Regions from separate parts of the Homo sapiens genome. Here region 2 is linked to region 1. A link is a loop called in an ENCODE intact Hi-C map of the cell type or tissue named here. Cell type or tissue: A673. All regions are shown on one strand. Region 1 has its middle 170 kb from the start of ZBTB20. Region 2 has its middle 110 kb from the start of GAP43.

Region 1 (5,000 bases):
ACATATTACAGGTTTCTGACACCCCAGTAGCTAATTCTTAGCAGGCAAGCAAGCCCAGTACAAGGGCCTACCCTATACAAGGGTCAAACCCAGGAAATTCTTTTTTTTTTCTTTCCTCTTATGCCCCTTGTACCAGAGTTCACCTCCAAAGAGATTATCTATAAAAAATAATGAGTATTGCAGATGTTTGATGAGCCATTCTTGGTAAAACAATTGCACTTTCATTAAGAGTCTATCATCATAGAAAGAAATTGTCTGGGAACAGAGAGTCATTTTCTATATCCCTCAAAGAATAAGGTCACTTAGGAAGTCCTTTCTTTCCTATGTGGCAGTGTTCAGTCTCAGATATTCTGCATCTTGGTAGAGATATCAGCTGTCTCTTCTGTCTCCCAAAGGAGACAGAAAGTGATCTACTCATTTATTCATTAAACTAACTCTTTTTATGACAGCTCGCTATGTATCTGTCAGTAACTTGCTGGGCCTTAGGTTACAATAAAAAGGTCCATTCATTGTCTTTAGGAGGCAGGAGTTGAGGGGACCAGGGCCAACACCTAGAGGGTCATTGTAGTACAGTATGATGAGAAAGATGATAAAAGTAGATGTAGAATGCACAAAGAAAATACATCTCAGTTGAACATAATGTGAAGAAAGAGTGTCTTGGAAGGCTTCATGGAAGGAGCAATGGTTTGTCTTTGAATAATTTGTAGTGGTTAGCCAGGAGGAAAAAAAGGGGGAAATCACTACTGGGGAAAAGCATTAAATCAATTAACTAAAAACTACTTAGATTTTGCACTTATTTGCCTTCATGGTACACTAAAATTCTCTTTGAAGTGTCCAAAATAGTAAACCAACTAGTCAACTGATAGAACACTGGAATGAGGCTCACAGATTGCTTAGTAGAATAAACCCTTCCACAAATTGCTGTGTCTTCCTAAGCCTTAATTATTTTAACCTTAAAACAAAGGATCTGAACTCTATGACCTTTTCTGTGCTTGCATTGTATGCTCTTCCTAAGAGGAATAATCACTTCTCTGGAAATGTAGAGATATCCAGAAGGGGCTTTTTGGAGTATAACTCTAATCCTGGGATAGTTGGAGAGTTTTTTGGTGTGTGGGAATTGAGTGGACTGGAACTGTAGGTAGCCTCAAACGCAGTTCTGTGGCTTCAGCACCACTTATTTGGGAGTTGATCAGAGGAGGGAAAGAAGGTAGAGATGGTTGTAATGACTTGGGTTGTAGGTGATTCAGAAAGGAATTTGAAAAGTTTAGTTATTGAAGATGCTTTTAATCTATTGATTTACTTTTACCTGCTCTACACATAGTTTTTTCTGCCATTCTGGAATTCAGAAACTGTGGTCTTACATAGCAACAGTGGGGTGTGTGCATCTACTCAAAGCACTTATGGGCCAGAAATTCCATTAACTTGTTGTTGTTGTTGTTGTTGTTGTTGTTTTTATCCCTAAGGAATCCTTTATCTTGTTATTCCTGAGTTTTCCAGAAAGGAAATGCAGAAAGTGTTAACTGCAGAGATATCATTCTTGTGGAAGATGCCTATAAATGTGAATTGTATACCAGAAACACAAACTAGTGTCCTGGGCTTAGTGCAGGAAATGTTTGACTACATATGGCTACTATATTTAAAGATTACAAGTCATAATCTTAAACTAAGATTTAACATACAAATTTGAATTCCTAGCTTCTCTGTAAAATCAGAAGATTTGACAACATTGGATCCCTGATCTTAATGACAACAATTAGTTGTACTTGAGTAGTAGATGCCCCATTTATACGGGGGATGTGCTCATAATTTTAATTCATTGTGTTTCAGTTTTTCTACTTTTAAATTAGAGGATAATAAGGGAACTGCGTCGTATGGCTTTTTTTGTGGATTAAGTAAATCAATATCTCTAAATCTCCTCAAACCATGCTTGGTACAAAATAGGTGCTATATCAATGTTTGCTCTGCTAGTGATTATTATCTCTTCCCAATTAAACATAGTCTTCACAACTCTCTATTGTCTTGCATCCATCCTGAGTTACTCATTTCCTGCCTGGCTCCTATAAACATTTGTGTTTTGATCCCTGCTGTTGGCTTTTAACATTTGTGAATTTGACATCTGTGATTTTAACTACTCTAAAGCCACCCAAATATCCATGACTCATTGAGATTTGTGATTTTGTTGAAGCAATAATTAGAATCACTCATCTCGAAAGCCTGGTCAGCAGAAACAAACCACTTAGCCAGTGAGTGGGCGTAGCTCAGCATCCGCTTCTCATGTGGTGCTGTTGTTCTGTTTTATGCAATAACTCTCCTGAAGGGGTACCTAGAAGGGGATGTCTATTGTAGTACTCATTTGGCCATCAATCCATGCCCTCTGTGCACCTCAGGATCTATAATGTATCTTTTCACTGTGATATAATGTTATCCTTGCTTCCACAATAAACACTCTAATAAAATGCTATCCTGTGACTCAGAAAGTTGGAACATTTGAAAAATAAATATAATTCCAAATGCAATTGTGTATTCACAATTAGAAAAGAAGGAAAATGGGGATCTAGTTAGAAACTAAAGTGGCGGCACAGGGAGAACCCAAAAGCTCAGTTTTTTAATAGACCCACACTGAAGACAGCAAGAAGAGCATCAAAAGTGAATATAAAAAGAATGTCAGGCACCTGGAAAAACAGTCAAGGAAAGCAAAAGTCCAGCAGGAGTGCACTTAAAAAAATCAAACCAAGAGTAATACAAAGGGCTTGGGCTGAAGGAAGAAGAATATAAAGTACAGGTGAGGTCTGCTGCTGCAGAAAGATTAGCAGAGTGATAGAGACAAGGCAGAACTTCCTGAATCAGGTCTTGTGATCATCTTTTCTGGTAACTGAAGATGTCCAGCATTGAAATGGGTTGCCTAGTACAGTTGTGAGGTTTTGACCATTGCAAGAACTTCAGCAATGTCTAGAAAATTACTAGTCAGGGATGTGGTGCCACATAGCCTGGCTCTTAGATCTTCCTCTGCTCTGGTGGATGAGGATAATGAGCTCTGCAGGAAGGCCCTGAATCCCCCTCTTATACCCAGGAAGTATCCTAGGATGGACCCTACTTTCTTTTTTCCTATTGCTTCCTCTCTTATGTATGCCTCTCTTCCTACCTCCTTTAGATTAAGGTTTTGTTTGGCTCTAAGCTTTAGTTTCACTATGGGATATGATTTTTTCAGAGATCTCCTGGGTCTGTTTTACTCACCCAGAGTAAAACCACTCATCTAGGAGAAGAATTAGCATATATGTTATCATAAATCTAATGACCAAATGAAGGAATATCATTTTTTTCTTTATGTCAACGGGCATATTTTTCTTTTCTATTTGATGAGCTTTCACTGTAAGTAGGCCAAATTGCCCTTGTAGATAGGTTCATATAATTGGAAGACTATGACTTTATAGTATTTGGAGAAAGCAGACACACCTTCCCAGTAAGGGCTTGGGAGAGAAGGTGACTACAGAAATGGCAATAAAAAGGGGAAAATGTTATTTTTCTGTTGTCCCTCTCTCTTTATACTGGAGTAAGTTTCTTCTTGTTAGCAAGAAGGCATGCGGCTTGGTCTCCACCTCCCCGGTGGCAGGTCTTCAAAGACCAGAAAGGACTCTAAGGTTTGACCACAGCAGTATGTTGTGGCTGCTTTCAGGAGTCCTGCTGCTGCTGCTGTGACATTTCTCGTTGGCTTTACAGATTAGGCTGGAAATGTAAAGTAGAAATGGGCTGTTAGCTAAATGTAGCCACAGATACTGCCTGCCCAGCTCTTGGCTACTTTAATAGGAATTGCTGCTTGATCACAGGAGCATAATTAATGTGCCTCTCTTCCCAGTTGGCATGTTGCCTTTAAATAATTGGCTGAATATTTCCCTCTACAATTCTCAATTTCCTTGTCAGAAAATAATGAAATTCTTAAAATATATCGGAGTGATCATAATAGGTTACTTATTATGTGTATACTTTCAAGATACAGAGGAGTATTGCTGAAACCTCACATTGGAAAGGCGAGGTAGAAGGAAAGATAGCAGTTTTTTCTTGGCCTGAAAAGATATTTCTAGGGCATGGCATTCCATAGAATATGCTGAATGGACAGTCTTGTGAAACTCAAAGTCAAACAGTGAAGTTCTACTCTACTGAGCTGGCATTGTGAGTAATCTGTTAATCTCTGCCTGGTATCTTTAACTCTTTCTCTGTTTTTGAGCCTCTGCTAACATCTACTTCTTGGATTCTGTTTATTTCTCTTTCTCTTTCTCCTTCTGTATTCTGTAACTTAGCATCTGCACTTCAGTTTGTCTCTCTTCCATTCATTTTCACACTGGTCCCTTTTCCTCTGTCTTCTCTGTGCATATACCCACCTTCTCTGTGTCCATACTCTCCCCAGGCATTGACACGCCATGTTGATATCTTTTGCCACACACCTACGCCCATATACTTCCTGCACATGATGACTTCCATTGTGCCTTTGTTGGTCCTTGTGTCCCAGTGCTGACTCAGTGTGGCTCCCTCTATAATTCTGTGTTGGTGTCCACTTGGATCAATGCTATCCGAGGCTGACATGTAAACAAAGCACCACTCAAAGTTGATCCCATAGAGCATAAAACATGGAAAAAGATCTGGGGAAAGAGAGGCAATGCTATGTGACTCCAAACTCAGTAACAATGACTCTTTACCCTCAGTGTTCTTCATGAGTTACTTGGCACAGGAAGTCTTTTTAATGAGCTCTGAGTTCTTCCCCCACATTAAATGTCTCAGTTCAGAAACTGTTCGTTTTTGTTTTCTGCTTTCTATTATTTGTACAATGATCTAAATGTTTTAACTTCCATTTGCATGACTTTCCAATTTGTTCTGGTATTTATCTTCCAACTTAAAACTTTCCCCAGGGAGAGTTAGTTCCCTTTTTTCTGTTCCACCAAAGCAATTTGTTCATATTTTTATTGTGTCACTTTCTCATGTTTTATTATAATTACATGTTTACATAT
Region 2 (5,000 bases), 190 kb after region 1:
TGAATTCGAAGTGCTTTTGGAACATCTAGAGAAAGATGTCTGATGGATAGCTCAATATATGAGTTAAATCTGAAAAGGTTATATAGGCTGAAGACATAAATTTGAGGCTTATGGCCAGAGATGGAATGGTAGATCAGATCTTTCAGGGAGTATATTAAAGGATCAAGTATGAAATTCAAGACCGGTGTTTCGCAAGCTTTAGTGTGTGTGCAAGTCACCTGAGGATCCTGTAAAAATACAAGTTCTGATTTAGTAGCCCTGGAGTGGGGTCTAATCATCATAATTTCCAGCAAGCTTCCAGGTGATGTTGATTCTGCAAGTATGCAGACCACACTTTGAGTAGCAATACTGTAGAAAACATTCATGTTTAAGGACAGGAAGATGAAGAGAAGTCCACAAAAAGGATTGAGTAGAAGTCAAAGATTTAAGAAGAGAGTTGGTGGGGCTGGGGGGGTGGGTGGGTGTGGAGAGGGCAGTGGGGGACAGTAAATAGGAGTATTGTCTCGGAATCCAAGAAAAGAGAGAATTTCATAAAAAAGAAAATGTTAAAGTCAAAGGCTACTAACAAGTAGAGTAAGAAGGGACTAGTAAATGTCTATGAAATTGGCAATTTGAAAGTAATTTTGAATTTTGACAGAAGAGTTTTTATACCATGGAGAGAGAAGTAAATTATAGTGGGGAGCTAATTAACAGTAAGGAAATAAATGGTAGTTAAGGAAATAGACATAGTGAGAATGGATTTTTTTTGTTTGTTTATAAACAACAACAACAACAAAAAAAACACTTGACTGTATTAGGAAAGAGACAAATTGATTTACAATTTAGGAGAGACAAAGATTTTTAAAGTGTCATTATTTTTAAGATGATAAAAGACATGAGGTTTGTGGTAGGAAGAATAATTCCTTCTTTCCTAATCCCCTGGAACTGTAAATATAGTATCTTTGATGGCAAATAGTACTTTGCAACTGTGATTAAATTAAGGATTTTGAGATGGAGAGATTATCCTTGGATTATCCAGGTGTGCCCTGTGTAATCACAAAGATCCTTTAAAGAAGGAGGCTGGAGGGTCAGGACCAGAGAAGGAAATGTGACAACAGAGGCTGGAGGGATGCTATTGCTGGTTTTGAAGAAGAAAGGGTGCTGTGAGCCAAGAAATGCCAGCAGCTCCCAAGAGCCAGAAAAGGCAAGAAACTGATTCTTATCTTAGAGCATCCAAAAGGAACACAGCACTGCAGACACCTTGGTTTTAGACCAGTGAGACTTCTGACATCCTTTCAGAACTGTGAGATAAAGATAAATTTGTGTTGTTTTCAGCCAAAAACTTTGTGATAATTTACTATAGCACCAACAGGAAACTAGTACAAGAATCTTTAATATGTGAAGCAAAAAAACTGTAAGGGACAGCAAGTAATATCTTTTCTCTACCCATCAAAGGGTCACAGCTGACACTCCTATAACGAAGACAGATTAACAAGAGAAAAGCATAACAAATTTATTTAACCAAAGTTTTATGTGGCATGGCAGGCATCATAAATGAAGACCCAAAGACCCCAGGGAAAACTGGGTATTTTTATGGACAGCCATACAGAAGTGTGATTGGAGAACAAAAACCTATGTTCTAGTGGTAATAAAATGGGGGGAATTCAGCAAGTCCTGTTTATTCAAATTCTTCTTTGCTTCCAGGAATAGGGCAAGACCCCTCTTCTGGAATGGGGCCTTATGATGTACTTTCAGAAGAATTTTTTTATGACCATGCTTGAGAGGAGAAAGATGGGAGAAGGTCAGAGGAGTGACCGCCAAAGAAGAATGAGGATGAGAAGGGAAAATAAAGACTCTCTTACTCTGGAGGTGCAGAGTTTTCTTCAAGACATTAGGTGTAAGGCTATGGACAGAATAACTATAAACCACCGTCTCATGCGCATCCTTGTCTATGAAATGGGGTTCATAACGCCACCTTCGTGAGGATAAAATGAGGTAACATGTAAAATGGCTAGGAAAAAAAGACGAGTGCAAAGGTGTGGTTCTCTTGCCCGTTTTAAGTGCTTTCAGGAAGAATGTTTTGCTGCATGCAGTCCAGGGCGTGGCAGCTGCTTCGTTGCAACTAAACACTGGAAACTGGCTCCCCCAAATAATCTCCACATTAAGCTGAGATCTGTTGAGTACATGAAAAATTGAGAGGAGGAAGACCCTGACCCTGGGGTGTCTTGGACTACTTCTCCTCTGAATGTTCCTAGGCTAAAACCAAACATTTTTAATAGATAATCTGTTCCCTTAGCCCCTTCTGTTTCTACCTCGTCGCGTGCCCTCTCTGCCTAAACGCTCTCTCCTCCTCCCCAGGTTCATATTAATAAGGAGAAGGTCTCCCCGCAGCTCCTCTGGACCGAGCCACACCTCTGCCTGGGAATCCTGGGCTGGGGCTGCAGAAGCCCGCTGCGCGCCTCCTGGTTTCTATGGAGACCCTGCTTGATGTCAATGGCGGCTCCGGAGCGCAGGGAAACCTAAGCGTTTGTATTTAAATGAGGGAAAGTGGGGGAAGGGGAAGTAAAAGAGGAAGGGAACAGAAGAGAGGATGGTAGAGGTGAGCGGGCGGGTGTTGAACTCTGGGGACTAGAAAAATCCAGCTGCGTTACTCAGTCATCTCATGCTCGCGGAGAAATCAGAGGAAGCAGCAGCGGGCAGAGGGGTGTTTATTTCTTGCGTGAGAAATATCCGACTTCTTTCTGACATCCGGGAGTAAGGGACAGGCAACTAGGAATCCCTTTTCATGTGGCTGGCCCCTGGCTGATAGTGCTGCTCGATTTCATTTCCAAGAAGAAAGGGAGAGTTCTCTCTTTGCCCAGAGACTCAAGTCTTAAAGATTCATTGCTGCTATGGGAGGGGCCACGCCTCTATCTTTCACTCTCGACCCTTTCCCCTGCAGCATAACTAAATAGAAGCTCTGGAAAGACGGATTCGAAAAGTTCTGGGGTCTGGATTAACTGCTGTTTATTGGCTGACACCCTAGCAAGAGGCTGGGGGAGGAGTAGGAGGAGGTTGGGCAGAATGTATGCTATGATTGAATTGCACGAGGGTTCAGATGACGTCAGCTTGAATAAAGGTCTGACCTAGTGAATGTTAAATGTGGCTGAGTGACTGAATCCTTGGAAGGGATCGATGGCAGAAACCTCCATGAAAGGACCATGCCACTTCTTTAAAATATTAAGCATGTGATTCTGCTGATCTCCCCTGCAACTCCCAGAGCGCTGGTGGAATCTTAGCTTTCTGCTATAATCACTTGAACATTACTTACTGCCCTAGATAACTGCGGGTCACGTGGAGTTTGCACCAAAAAAGGAAGTCTTTGAAAAAAAGAAAAAGCCATTAATCAAAGTGCCTGCTAATCTTACAAAGTGAAAGCAATTCAATTTAATAAACACTTTCAGAGGACTACTTCGAGCCAAGTGTATGCAAAATGAGTGAGATGTTCTTTGCCTTCAAGGTGCATACATTCTGGCTGGGGAGGCGGATATGTTCACAAATGACTCATGGTGCCTGGCAGCAGGTAATATATACCATGGGAACTCCAAGGAAGGTGAAATTAATTAGATACAAGGAGGAGGGGAAAGCAGTTTATATTAGTTGCCTCTGAGGTCTAGACTTTTATAATAGATGCAGAGGAGAGAAGCGCAGGGAAAAGTTCTGCAGGGGTAGAATAGAAAAAGTTTAACCCAAATGCCTATTCCATATAAAATTCCAGTTCTGTAAAATTGTCAAGTGACAGAGCAAGCTAATTTTCCTATTTTTTCCCTCTCTGATGACGTATTGCTATTGCTGCAACTTATAGGAAACTCTGGCTTGGCTTCTATTCCATTTTTACCACTTGCCTAACCCATTTTATTTTGATATTAGAGGTTCAAGCTTTAATGGTTTCATTTAAAAATAAACCCAGAAGGTAGAATTGTGAGAAAGAACGCTTTAAAATGTATTTGGGTTTAGGCTGAGTGAGAACCATAGGCATATGAAGGGCATTGAGATTATTTTGTAGTTGAGACAGGGCTGAAATAAAGAAGGTATTTGTGCCATTTGGGGCTCATTTTCAGAGTCATGGCACATAGGAATTAAGAGATGATTGGCAGCTCCATCACAAATGTTGGAGAAATTTTTGAAATATGTAACACTTATGGTCTGAACTTAGTGCGTGTTGCTCGGTCATGAACTATCAAGTTTTCATTAGAAAATTAGGAGATATTCAGGAATACATTAAAGGACACAGAAGCCAAAGGCTAAGTCTTGGCCTTTGGATGGAAGATATCAGGCAGAAATGAAATTAAAGGAGGGCAATTATTTCTAGAAAGGACAGGAAAAAGAAGCCACATGTGCTCAAACTAGTCATAGTTTCTGTGTCATTGAGATATTAGTTACGAAGGGCTTGTTTTCAAGGCCCTACTCTCAGTTGGCTGAGGAATATAGGTATAATAAAAAACATCTTCCCAGAGTTTTGGCAATGAAGCAGAATATTAGCAATTTTTAATGAAAAAGGGCAGAAAGCCAAGAGTCAAATTATTTTATTTTTATTGTTTCATTCTTCTCACATGGTTCACTGCAGAATCTTTGGACTCCTAATTTACTTTCTTTAATGCCATTCTGCCAAGTTTCTGGATAACTGAATATAATCCTCTAGCTTCTTTACTTCAAATAAACACCCATAGACATGTGGACACCTCAGTCATCTGAACACAGTCAAATGTATTTGCATGGTACATTTTTGTAATGATAGTCAATATGGCATGGCAATTCCTAGAAATGAGTTTAGTAATTTGAGGAGTGACCACTTGACATCACTAATAGCTTAAAGAAGAGACAGAAGGGATAAAATAAACACATAAAAAAGAAATTGAGTCATAAATAGTAGAAAAGATGGAGGGGGAAAAACAAGTAGTGAAACAAGACATTAAGGGGAAAAAAAGATATAGAACAGGACGTCTTAAGCCCTTGAAGAGGTTAGGATCCTTGTATTAGTC

Evidence for each region. Peaks named below come from ENCODE experiments on the same cell type or tissue, not always from the same donor. Only the 100,000 strongest peaks of a DNase experiment are listed, where the experiment ranks them.
Region 2: it touches region 1 in a loop (2.4-fold over the local background); 1 of 110 quality-filtered maps calls a loop at or near these places.

What each region holds. Positions count from the first base shown.
Region 1 is chr3:115,319,455-115,324,454 of GRCh38, forward strand. No RefSeq gene overlaps it. Among named protein-coding and RNA genes, the nearest start is that of ZBTB20, 170 kb to the left of the region's middle. In A673, no CTCF peak of the experiment used is centred here; DNase peaks (open chromatin) are centred at 2,147 and 4,777.
Region 2 is chr3:115,510,226-115,515,225 of GRCh38, forward strand. No RefSeq gene overlaps it. Among named protein-coding and RNA genes, the nearest start is that of GAP43, 110 kb to the right of the region's middle. In A673, no CTCF peak of the experiment used is centred here; DNase peaks (open chromatin) are centred at 2,566 and 3,026; H3K4me3 peaks cover 1,322 bases; H3K27ac peaks cover 1,159 bases.